Linked DNA regions of Homo sapiens: region 2 is linked to region 1. The links are chromatin contacts, found by Hi-C in ENCODE. All regions are on one chromosome and are shown on one strand. The core of a region is the stretch at or near the end of the contact, and the rest is flanking DNA. Distances in the headings are between cores, read along the strand shown. Region 1 holds the start of CYB5A (cytochrome b5 type A). Region 2 holds the start of PTGR3 (prostaglandin reductase 3).

What was found. Hi-C counts contacts between places; a loop is a spot of excess contacts on that map. Pooled maps may share reads with other maps.
Region 2: a loop to region 1 is called in a map of CD4-positive, alpha-beta T cell, with 6 times the contacts of the local background. The contact joins the promoter of PTGR3 here to the promoter of CYB5A in region 1. A Hi-C loop is called at or near these places in 4 of 168 maps with a recorded cell type or tissue (CD4-positive, alpha-beta T cell, ascending aorta, gastrocnemius medialis and 1 more), 5 of 37 single-sample maps with no recorded cell type and 21 of 50 pooled maps.

The regions. Positions count from the first base shown.
Region 1 is chr18:74,288,365-74,294,148 of GRCh38, forward strand. It overlaps CYB5A (cytochrome b5 type A), which reads right to left and starts at 3,599. Exons shown (of 5, transcript NM_148923.4): 1 at 3,383-3,599. The coding sequence starts at 3,511. RefSeq lists enhancers at 2,178-2,785, 3,391-3,560, 3,640-3,809, 4,099-4,158, 4,518-4,687.
Region 2 is chr18:75,207,821-75,214,439 of GRCh38, forward strand. It overlaps PTGR3 (prostaglandin reductase 3), which reads right to left and starts at 1,319. Exons shown (of 2, transcript NM_175907.6): 1 at 1,030-1,319. The coding sequence starts at 1,238. It overlaps TSHZ1 (teashirt zinc finger homeobox 1), which reads left to right and starts at 2,977. Exons shown (of 2, transcript NM_001308210.2): 1 at 2,977-4,096. The coding sequence starts at 4,057. RefSeq lists silencers at 793-968, 994-2,033, 3,971-4,290 and enhancers at 824-1,754, 2,794-3,088.

The sequences.
Region 1 (5,784 bases), core at 2,349-4,848:
GGATGGGGGATCTCACAGTAAACAAAGGTCTAGCCCATAATGACTGAAAGTTCATTTGAGAGTTAGAAGGAGAAGATAAATCTTTCCTATTTAGGTAAATTAGGTGAGATAAAATATTTGTTAGTTAACACACAAAGGCTTCATGAAATTCTGGAGCCTTTCAACAATAGAAGACAGGAAAGAGGATCGGGCAAGCGGGGAAGAGAGACAGAGACATTCTGCACTCATTTCTGTTTTAAAAGTACGTTTCAGACAAACAGACTAGCCTCATAACAAACTACCTGGCAGGGCAGTGTGCTGAAGAGCTCTGAGCGAGTGAGCTTATTGGAGATATAACCCCAGGAGCACAGGAAGTCACCTGCAAGGAATCCTGGCTAGAGTCTCAGATAGAACCCAGAGAGAGGCTCCCAGAGGCTTTGCCGGGGGCTGGGAAGCCAATGACCAGGACATGCAATAAGCAAGAGATGGTCACAGAAAGTCAAAGCAAATAATAAAGACGGCAAATGGAAAAACACGTCCATAAGAGGTCGAATCGGGAGGTGCCCAGAGGTCAGACACAATCCAGTGAAAGGCTAAGTGGCCTTGCTTGTTCCCAGAACCACATGTTGGCAGACAGTGGAGGCAGAAACGCATGCAGTTCTCGCAATGCCTGAAGATCCCTCCAACCTCTTAAAGTCAACAGGACCAAAACCAAACTAACTCCTTGTGTTTCTCCCAGACCCCAGCCTCCTCACTCACGCCATCCTCCTAGCCGTTCCAGGGGTCAGCCACCCTCTTGTTCATTTTATTTGAGATGCATTCTCCACAAAAACTTTGAGTAAGAAAAAATAAAGAAATTTGTTTTCAGCTAATTTACCCACTCAAGAGCTTGCTCTCATCTCTCAGTTTTTCTCGGAAAATTTTTTGCACAATCCCTCCTTTCCTGACTCACAGGAATGAAATGTGAAAGTAAATAGTTTTGAGTACATTTTAACAATAATCTTCACTTCCCTATTATCGTCTCTGAAAATCTACCCCTAAAGTCATGCACAGTAACCTTAGTAATTCTCAAGTTGGAGAGATTATGTGCCCTAGGGGACCTCTGGCAATATCTGGAGACATTTTGGGTTGCTATAAATAGGGGAGGTAGGGCTGGGAGCAGTGGCTCACGCCTGTAATCCCAGCACTTTGGGAGGCTAAGGTGGGTGGATCACCTGAGATCAGCAGTTCGAGACCAACTTGGCCAACATGTTGAAACCCTGTCTCTATTAAAAATACAAAAATTAGCTGGGCGTGATGGTGTGCGCCTGTAATCCCAGCTACTTGGGAGGCTGAGGCAGGAGAATTGGTTGAACCCAGGAGGCAGAGGTTGCAGTGAGTCGAGATCACACCATTGCACTCCAGCCTGGGCCACAAGAGCAAAACTCTGTCTCAAAAAAAAAAAAAAAAAAAAATAGGGGAGGTGGTGGTACCGGTCATCTAGTGGGTAGAACTCAGGGAGGTGGCTCAATATCCTACAATGCCCAGGACAGACGCCACAACAAAGATCGGCTGGCCCAAAATGTCAACAGTGCCAGGGTTGAAAAAACTCGCTTTAGGAGAAGACAAGAAAAGAAGAAAATGCTTCATAATATAAAATATCCTAATATTCTCTTATGCTACTTCTTCTATAAGCACAAATAGACAAAGCACACACTGTATCTTAAAATTCCACATTTAGAGTTAATGAGAATTGATGTTATATGACAAGATCTGCAGCCGGGCAGGAGGGAGAGGACAGGTCAGCTCTGATTTCCCAACATAAACCCCTCCTTACTAAATGGTAACATGACTTTATCTTCGGGCACTGCTCCAGAGTGAAATACCTTACCAATAAACATCAACTCCAGCCTTATTATTTAATTTTATTTATTTATTTAGAGACAGAGTCTCACTCTGTCCCCCAGGCTGGAGCAAAGTGGTGCGATTTCGGCTCACTGCAACCTCTGCCTCCCAGGTTTAAGGGATTCTCCTGTCTCAGCCTCCCGAGTAGCTGGGACTACAGGCGTGCCCCGCCAGGCCTGGCTAATTTTGGTATTTTGGTTAGAGATGGGGTTTCGCCATGTTGGTCAAGCTGGTCTCGAACTCCTAGACTCAAGTGATCCACCCGCCTCAGCCTCCCAAAGTGCTGGGATTACATGTGTGAGCCACCGTGCTTGGCCCAGCCTCATTTTTTAAAACAGGCCTTTTGATTTTAACATTTTCTGCAAAAACAAAGTCCTCTGATATAAACTGTGATCCAGCTCAGACCAGGCATCTATTTTTGTCCCCTGCTCCCCGACTATGTAAAAAATTCCCATCACTAAACCTTCTCATTATTGGGAGGGGGCGTGAGCATGCGTTAAGATTTATGATTGAGACTCCCCCAAAAGTAGTAAAACACTTCCAGAGGATCTAAGACAATCACCAAAAGCGCCCCTTAGCGTGTGCGGCAAAAATTATAACCGAATGCAAAGAATCTTATCAAAGGAATGTCTTCAAGTTAACCAACGTTTCCTATTACACCTTCCAAAGCTGTTAGGGGCGAGTCCCACGCAGAACGTCCGCTGCTCTGCCTGGCCTCTGTGTTCTTGCTCCAGCCACACACCGCGGTCTCAGGAGTCAAGCACGGCACCTGGCTGCCAAGGCGTGACTGGAAAAGGTTAATTAACACCGAGCCTCTTCCAGGTGAACGCGAACGCGAGTGGGTGTGGACCGCAAGGTCGGCCAGTGGCTGCCGCGGGAAGCGCAGGCCCGGACCACACCCGACCTCCGCACTTGGGGTCCCCTCCGGCGGGATCCGCAGCTCTCGGGGTGGGTGGTCTCCAGCCGGCCACTGCGGGAATGCCGCCGGTCCTGGAAGGACACCCTTCTATTCAAACTCAAGGGAGAAAGGGATCATTTAAATCCCCCGCATGGCTGCGCGCTATCCCCGGAAGGCTGCTCCAGCACCACCTAGCGAGGATGCCGCCGCGCAGGGCGCTCCCAGGTGTGCACGCGCAGGTGTACGGATTCGGGGAGCGCTCCCAGGTGTACACGCGCAGGTGTGCGGACTCAGGGAGCGCTCCCCAGGTGTGCACGCGCAGGTGTGCGGACTCGAGGAGAGCGCCCAGGTGTACACTAGCAGGTGTGCGGACTCGGGGAGCGCTCCCAGGTGTGAGCGCGCAGGTGTGCGGACTTGGGGCGGTGGGGGGCGCCCAGGCTTGCACGCGCAGGTGTGCGGACTCGGAAGCGCGCCCAGGCGTACACGCGCAGGTGAGCGAACTCGGGGGGCGCGCCTAGGCGTAGGTATGCGGACTCCGGGCCGCGAAAGACAGGTCATGCCAGTGAACCCCCAAACCCGGCCCACGCTCCCTGCGCCCCAAGCCGCTCATCCCCAACTCACCTCTTCCAGAAATTTGGTCAAATCGTACACCTTGTGGTGCAGGATCAGCCAGGTGCTCTTGCTGTGGTTGTGCTTCTGAATCTCCTCTAGGGTGTAGTACTTCACGGCCTCGTCCGACTGCTCTGCCATCTCGGTTCGCCGCGAGCCAGGCCCAGCACACACAGCCCCGTCGGGTGGAGCAGAGCGCGCGACTCAGCCAGCTCCACCCGGGACATTCCCCGCGCCGGGAACCCCACTGGGGGCTGGGCGGCCGGCTCAGGGGCGGGGCGCAGTAGAAGGGCCTCCGACGGTTGGCCATCATCCTTGTCACTCAAAAGTCCCCGCCTTCGGTCGACCCCCTCCGCCTGCCCAAGCGTGGTCCCGCCCAGTATGCGGGTGTTAATTGGCTGCCGGAGGTGCCCTTCACAATCTCCCGGCTGCCGCAGCGCGCGGAGAGCGTGACAGGACTCCACGGAGTCTGCGCGGAAGGGCGGGACTAACTGTGGCGAGGGCTGAGGTGGGAGGTCGGGGGCGTCCCCGCGGGTTAAGCGTGCGAGAGAGCGAGGTGCACCAGCGGGCATGGATGGCCTGTGCAGAGTCCAGTCTTGTGAGGGCGGCGAACTAGGCAGCGAATCGCGGGAGTTTCCTATTGGCAGCAGTCCGAGTCCCAGACGTTAATTTGTAACAAAAGTAGCGATGGCCAAGCCCATAAAGGGGGCATCTCGGAAAGCCGTTCGCATGCACGGAAGAGATGAAAGCCCCGTGCGCGCTAGAAAACGGTTTCGCAACTCACTTCGGGAAGCAAATGCGCTGCCCCCCAAAACATAAAGTTGGCGAACTGTGCCTGACCCCGCTGGGGTTTTGGAATGCCTCGTCCTCACAGGAAAAAAATCCAGGGAAATCATCTTTTCCTTAAAAAGCAAAAGTGTCCAAATTATTTCTGTGACTGAAGTAGTTTGTCTGCGGTTGGCCAGTGACATGGCAAGGCCTTGTTTGTGCATTTAAGGTAAATCAGATTCTCTTCTAGGAGTCTGGAAGAGAACTTCCCCAAAGGGCACCCTCTTTCCCTTCTGACACAGAGGAAATACCACATATAAAGAGCTACAAATGTTTGAAGGAGAAAAAAAATAAAGAAAAATTCCAGCATGTTAAAATTTGATATTTTATGTAGGCCCTTTTCAGCAATGGTAGTTAATTCCAAAAAGAACCACACGAGAGGTTTCACATGTGGGGTCATCCATCCTTCCAGGGATGCAGAAGGTTCCTACACATACTAGGTGTCTGATGAATGTGAGCTCCCTTCCCCCTGCTTACCTCCTCCATAGGAATGCATGCCTATCCAGAAAAACACAAAACACACGCATGTCAGGCCTCTGAGCCCAAGCCTGCACATATACATCCAGATGGCCTGAAGCAACTGAAGAATCACAAAAGAAGTGAAAATGCTGAAGCAACTGAAGAATCACAAAAGAAGTGAAAATGGCCGGTTCCTGCCTTAACTGATAAGACAGTCACCTGTCCTCCTGCTCTTTGCTCTGTGAGAAAGATCCACCTACAACCTCGGGTCCTCAGACCAACCAGCTCCAGGAACATCTCACCAATTTTAAATTGGGTAAGCAGCTTCTTTTTACTCTCTTCTCCAACCTCTCTCACTATCTCTCAACCTCTTTCTCCTTTCAATTTTGGCACCACCCTTCAATCTATCCCTTCCCTTAATTTCAGTTCCTTTCCTTTTCTGATAGAGACAGAGGAGATGTGTTTTATCCGTGAACCCAAAACTCCGGCACTGGTCACGGACTCGAGAAGACAGTCTTCCCTTGGTGTTTAATCACTGCAGGGATGCCTGCCTGATTATTCACCCACATTTCAGAGGTGTCTGATCACCACAGGGACACCTGCCTTGATCCTTCACCTTGGTGTCAAGTACCGACCCCCCCTGTGTCTCTGCCCTCTCTTTTCTCTGGGCTTGCCTCCTTCACTATGGGCAACCTTCCACCCTCCATTCCTCCTTCTTCTCCCTTAGCCTGTGTTCTCAAGAACTTAAAACCTCTTCAACTCTCGCCTGACCTAAAACCTAAACACCTTATTTTCTTCTGCAATACCACCTGACCCCAATACAAACTTGACAGTGGTTCCAAATAGCCAGAAAATGGCACTTTCAATTTCTCCACCCTACAAGATCTAGATAATTCTTGTCGTAAAATGGGCAAATGGTCTGAGGTTCCTGACATCCAGGCATTCTTCTACACATCAGTCCCGCCCTAGTCTCTGCTCCCAATGCGACTCATCCCAAATCTTTCTTCTTTCTCTCCTGTGTGTTCCTTCGGTCTCCACCCCAAGCTCTGAGTACTTTGAATCCTCCTTTTCTGTGGAGCCATCTGACCTCTCCCCTGCTCGCCGGGCTGAGCCAGGTCCCAATTCTT
Region 2 (6,619 bases), core at 69-2,568, 920 kb after region 1:
ACTTTCTAGTACACAATTTACAACATAGTTACAGTCAGAACTTACTCCTCCCTTTCGATATTATTATTCAACTTGACACATGCAGCACCGTAAACATTTCGATGGGACTTTGCAGGCCTCTGCAGAGGGCATAGAGGAGCGCCTTGCCAGTCAAGTCGGGCAGCCAGGGACCCACGGAGCAAAGACCTAAGCGGGCATGGCTCCGATAAAGAGTGAGGTCCGTTTCCTCCCTGTTGCTTCGCCAGTTACTAAAGATGAGTGAGGCGGAAACACGACGGTGGGGAGCGCGGGGAATGGAAAAGCCAGAAGGTCTCGCAACAACCCGGTGTCACCTGAATGTCTGCAAAACGTGCCGGCAAAGGCAGCCATGCCCCCACCCCGACCCTGGCCCAGCTGCCCGGGACACGCGCCACGCGGCGGTCGTTAACACTCAGGGGACAGACAACAGTCACACTGCACTGACAGCACGCAGACAACACCGGCGAGGTGCACACCCACACATCCAACGACAGGCTCCGCCACTGCGAGGCGGCTGCCAACCTGGAGGGAACAGGGAAAGCCAGCCGGGTCCCAGCCTCCTTCCTCCGAAGCACGTTTACCTAAACGTCGCAGTTTGCGTCCAGGCTGCTCCCGCTCCACCCTAAAGATTATGTCAACGCAGGAACTGTGGGTGCGCGCGGGCGGCCCGGCGGGGAGCCTCCCCTTCTGGGTCCCGTCGGTTTTATTTCGGGAGCGGGAGGGGGAGGAGGGAGGGCTGGAGGAGGGGAGGGGAATCCCAAATTAAAATAACCCTCAGTTATGAGGACGTTCGGTGGCATCGGATATTCACACCAGCAACAGTCACATCACATTCGCCTTCGCCAGATGGCGGCGGGTTCAACTTCCCGGGATCTCGCAAACTCAGGCTGTGCGCCCGAGCGCGCGCCGGAGTGTGGGCACGCGGGCGGGCTGGGGACTGCGGGAGCGGCGCGGCGCGGCGCGAGCCCGGGGCGAGAACGGGGGCGTGGGGTTGGGGGGCGCCGGGCTCACCGGTTCCGGACGAGGAGGTCTCCGTCCCCGGGGAGCGGCACCGGGCAGTCCCGGCTCAGGGTGACGGCCTCGCGGAAGTTGGGGCTCAGCCGGGTCACCACCAGCTTCTGCATGGCTTGGGGAATGGCGGAGCCCTGGAAGTCCAGGAAGTGGCGGGCGTACGACATGTCCACGATGGCCCGGGCCCCGGTGGGCACCAGCCGCAGCATGGCCTGCGCCTCCGCCCGCTCTCTGCGCCGACGCTGGCCGGGGTCGGCCCCCGCCCGGGCCGCTCGGCTCGGCTGTGCTCTGCTCGGCTAGGGCGGGCGGGTCCGCCCCTCCTCCGGCCGGCGCCCTCCCCCTGGCTCCCCCCTTCCCCGCGTCGCCCGCTCCCGCTCCCCCCGCCTCCCCGGCGCCGGCGCAGCCCCCGCGAACCCGGGCGCACCACCCCGGGTGTCCCGGCCTGGGGACCGCTGCCGCCCCGGCCGCTGCTCCTTTAATCTTTTTGTTTTGGTTTGAATCTGCTCGGCGCAGACTGGCCAAGGATCCTCTCCGCCCTCCCCCTTCCTCCTGGCGCGGGAGAGGCACCGGATATCCCCACCCTCCCCGAGCTCTAAAAGCCGGATTTGACTCCTCTCGGGCAAGGGTGGCGGGGGGGACGGCGGGCAAGGGGGGACGGGGGACTCGCGCGTCCCGCGGTCGTCTGCGGCCCCGAGCCGGCGGCAGCCCCGGGCGTCCCCGGAGCTGCGCGGCGGCCGGCGCAGGCGCCTCCCCTTCCCGTGCGAAGCGTTCACTTCCTTGCAAGGTGGTACGAATCAACCCCGAGCGCGGCCCGGGCGGCGGGGCACGACCGGGGACCCCGGGCAGGGCGGGGAGCCCCTGCCGCCGCTGCCGCACGCGCACCCGTACCGACCGCGGGGCGGGGAAATGTCCAGTGCCTCCCGCTCCCCAGGCTGGTGGCTTCCTGTCCCCGGAACCCCTTGCGCGTGCTTTCTGTCCACGGTCTGTCCCATGCAAGTTGCAGGAACTAAGCCATTTTATTTATTTTGGCCTAGATTTCATGTTTTTCCATGAATGTTTTAAGTAGATCTACAAGACTGTTACAGGTTTCCCATTGGGAGAGAACACACATATAGAAAACCAGAAGGCCAAATTCCCAGAGCACAGACACATTTTAAAGTTCTACGTGGGGATGCCGAGGGACTTAACTGAATTGGAGACGTTGCACTGCTGTGTGAGGACCTCATTTTCGAACCCAGCTAGAAAGATCTGTCGTTCCATCGTGTCCGTTTTCTCCCTACTGGCGTGCATGGACCAAATGTCAATTCACTTTTTATAGAGGGGCCAAATTAAATATTTCCACACTTTTCTGTGATGAACTAAGTCCATCTTTACATTTTTATTTAAATTGTAAAATTTAATTTTAAAAATATCTTGCTTTTCAGTTACCCACGAATTACCAAAATATAAAAGCTACTCTGGGCTCCTCCCCAGCCAAATCTAACCCCCCAACCTGAGATTGCAAAAGCGACACAGATATTTTTCCCCCCAAATGTAGGACATGCTTCACCCAAGGGTAGTTTGGATGCACGTGGTTGCGTGTGTATGAATGTGCAAGTGTGTGTATGTGTATGTGTGTGTGTTGGGGGGGAACTAACAGGTTTAAAAATCTGCAGGAACTAATGTCTACTTAACTTAGAGCATATGGGTTTTACCCGGTATCAGCCAGTGGGTTACAATAACAACACTGAATGAATTCCTCCAATGTACAATCTTTTATGTTATGCTGTATTAAGATTTCTTTTTTTTGTCATATTGTTTAGCTCCGAAAAAAAGAAAACAAAGCAATTAAAAAGATTGACAGGTATGGTTTGTGAGAGACCTATTTGTAATTGTCAGGGTGACGTTGGCGAGAGGAGGAGGAGTAAAAACTGAAGCAGGAAAAGCAGCTCGATGTGTCTGTCTATCAGTTGAGACTGTCTGAAAGCTCTGCGATCCGAATGTGTGTTATATTTCACTGAAAAGAGGAGAGAGCGAGAGTGCATCTCCCTCTCTCCCAGGAGTTTGAGGGGGGGGGGGACAGTCCACGCTCATCTCGCCCACCCAGTGAATGTCTGCTCTTCACCCCCTTTGCACACACTCTCCGGGTTGTTGTTGCCTTTTTTTTTTCTTGGAGGGGGGGGTGCTTTTTGTGTATTTTTCAAATTTTTTTCTGTTGGAAGATCAAGACCGGCCAAAAATCCATGATCAAAATGTGTTTGCATTAGATTTCGCATTGGAAGAAGCGGCGATCCTGGCGGCCAAGCCCCCCGGGTGGAAGCGCGGGGCACCAAGTGGCGCTCCGGCGGGGTGACACTGTTTGATCTGTGACTGTTTGGAAGGTGGAGCAGCGCCTGACATCTCCCCCCGGCGCATGTATGTACGGGGGCTTCACTCCTCTGTCTTGTTTGCTTTCTTCCTCTTAGACTAAGTGCGGGGAGGAAAAGGACAGCCTGCATCGGCCTCGCTGGCGCACAATGAGAAAGCTGCGACCCGCGCACTAAAAACACTCGCCGCGACCCCCAAACAGCGAGGAGAGAGGGGGAGAGAAAGTTGCGCTCGGCGACTCTCGGCTCGCGGAAGAAGGCGCAGGGGAGCGCCCGGAGCGGCGCGCCGGGAGGAGCGCCCGCCCAGCAGCAGCGCGGCGGCGGGGAGGCGGCAGCATGGAGCGCGGGCCGCGGGCCGGCCCGCCGAGCGCCCGCTGCTGCGCCCGCGGCCCGCGCCGGGGATGACTCCGGGCTCGGCGCCCAGGCCCCGCGCGCTCCGCCCGCAGCCCGGCGCCGGGAAGCGGGCCGCGCGGCCGCCGCCGCCGCCTCCTGAGCGGCCCCGGGCGCGGCGGTCCATGCGAGCGGCTCCCCGCGGTCCGCGGCGCGCCCGGAGCCCGGAGCCCGCGGGGACGAGGCCAAAGTTGGGCGCGCCGCGGAGTTGCGCCCGCGCCCGGGGCCCCGCGTCCCCGCGCCCCGCGAACTCCGGCGGCGGCTGAGGCGACGGCTGCGGCGGCCGAGCAGCATGCCGAGGAGGAAGCAGCAGGCCCCCCGGCGCTCGGCAGGTAACGGGCGCGCGGCCCGCGCCGCGGGGAGTGGGCGCCGGGAGGAGCAGGAGGAGGGGGCTTCGCGGGCCGAGGTGCGGGACGTGGGCCGCGGGCCGCCCCAAGCTGGGGAGGGGAGGCCCAGCCTGCGCTGGCCACAGTCGTCTGGAGGCTGCGGTCGCCGTCCTCCCCCACACCCCCAACCTGGGCCGGCGCGTGGAGCAGAGAAAGTTCGCGGTGCTTCTCTGCGCTGCGGGAAGCCCGGATGGCCGGGGGAGGCCGGGGGCCGCGGGACGGCGGGTGCTTCTGGCTACCTCAGGAGGGGGCGTGCGCTGAGGGGAAGTAGTTGCTCCTTGGCTGCCGGAGCGCACTGGAAAAGTCCTCCAAAGGCGGGGAGGCTGAACCTGACACTTGAAAACAAGGTCACCAGGCTGGGACGCAAAGAATGTGTTCAGAAGATTTCTCTGGAAAACAGCAGCCTTTAATGTCCTGTGCAAGAGGCCCCCCGCCCCCACTTTTTTTTTATTACCTCTAAAGATGTCTTTTGATCAGGCCAGCACAAGGCAGTGATAGTGCAGACTCTGATTGAACAGAAAAGTTATTTTTCTCTGGAGGAGGAACTGGCAGGAGCTGGTTTTCCTTGTTTTCTGTTTTATTAGAGGATTGCCATCCTTGATTTGATGTGTGATTGATCGCCTGTCATCTGGCAGCCTTTGATCTATTCATTCCTGATAAACATCAATAAATCACTCACCATGGAAACACACATGCTCCTGACAGCTCCGCCACTATCAGGGCAACTTTTCTCTCTCGCTCCCCCTTTTGCTGCTCCATTTTAATTTTGTCTCAGAAGTTTTACAGCTGCAGCATCCCTTAACTCAGCTCACCTACTAATCCATTGCTAAACCTGGGGTGGGTCAGCTGCCGTGCGTTTTTGAGCACAGGTTTGAAAATAGCCCAGTGATTCTGCTGCCTGCTCAAGTCTTGTCTCAGTTTTGGACATTGCGTTTGTGGGGCTGAGAATGCAACCCATATGCCAGTGAGTTATCGCTAAATAATAGAGTAAATCAACTCTCTCCAAGCTCTTAGGGTAAAAATATTAGAAGGAGTGTTTTATGTTTAAACATGAGCGACTCTTTAGCTGTTGCAGTACAGAATAGAATCTGAATAAGTTTGAGTATCACATTCAGTAATGTGCACGTGTTCAAGTCTTTATACGTGCTTTTTCTGGGGAAGCACTTAAAGCAGAGATTACTGCTACTAAAAAAATTTGGGAATAGTATCTACGTTTATGAATGGTTCAGTAAAATAACCTCATCATTTCCATTAGATCACTGATAGAGATGCTCTCAAAGAGTTGAAGGAGATTACCTTATGCTGAGTATTCACAACATAAAAGGAACAGAATGGAGAATATTTATTTTGGAATAACTTTGAGTAATGGAGGAAGAAACCTTTCAAAGAGAGTATCTATGCCACTGGTAGCCCCCAAATAATATAGCTCAGTGTCTCAAGATATTCGCCACTTGCTCATGCTAGAAACAAGAGGTCTTTACATTTTCACAGTTAGAGGGATTTTTTTTTAAATGACAGAATGTACAATAAAAAGTTGTGTTCAGAAAACTACTCCTGTACTCTTAAGAACTTTTGCAGTTAAAATTGCGGTGAATATTTCCAAGGACAAACAAAATGCTGAGGGAATGAGGTACTGCAACTTTAAATACCACATTTTTTTTTTTTTTAAATAAAAGGTTTGAAAGTTGACAAGGGCATGATGGTGCATGGTAATCCATCCTGGCAGCTCTTACATAAAAACAAGCCGTCAAGGCGACTTTTTTCCAATATTGATTTAATTGTCTGTCTTTTGACAGGCACATATATCATTGGCTTTAATGGTCAATCAAAAGTTGGCAGGCTTAGTGTTTCCATTCTTTCCTCTACACGACATTTGGCATACTTAATCAAAATGCTGCAAAGTGATGGCTATGAAGAGTTGATGACTGAGTCATCTGCTGTACAGGAACTTGAGAGGGAAAAAACCCTAAAAAATGGAGCCAAAATATATTTTAGTTGAGAGGAAATTGAGACAGCACATGTTCCAAGTGTCCTGTGTTTTGAAGTGAGATTTCAAAAATAGATTCCATACTAGAAGGTTCTGTGTAAGTTTAATTACAGGGTTTATTATCTCTACTTTGATTCCAAACCTGTGGGATTCTTGTGTTCATTAGATGAGCCATTGTTTAGCTCTTCCCCCCTCACTCATAAAAAGCATTAACGTGGATTCCTAGCAAAATAAGGCTGTTTGCTTTCATCTGGAATTACTTCCATTAACACACGTTGGTTCACACTTGCTTATTTTCACTAATATTTACATTGGCATAAGTCCTTCCTATATTTGTAATGGGCTAGGTGAGAAAATCCTGATTTCCTTCATCTTAAGCGTTTAATAAGGAGCCGTCGATGTTTATAATCTCTGCAGAAGCCAGTCAGATTCCCTCTTAAAGTAGCCACAATGCATTGGTAGCAAATATTATTTGTTCATTT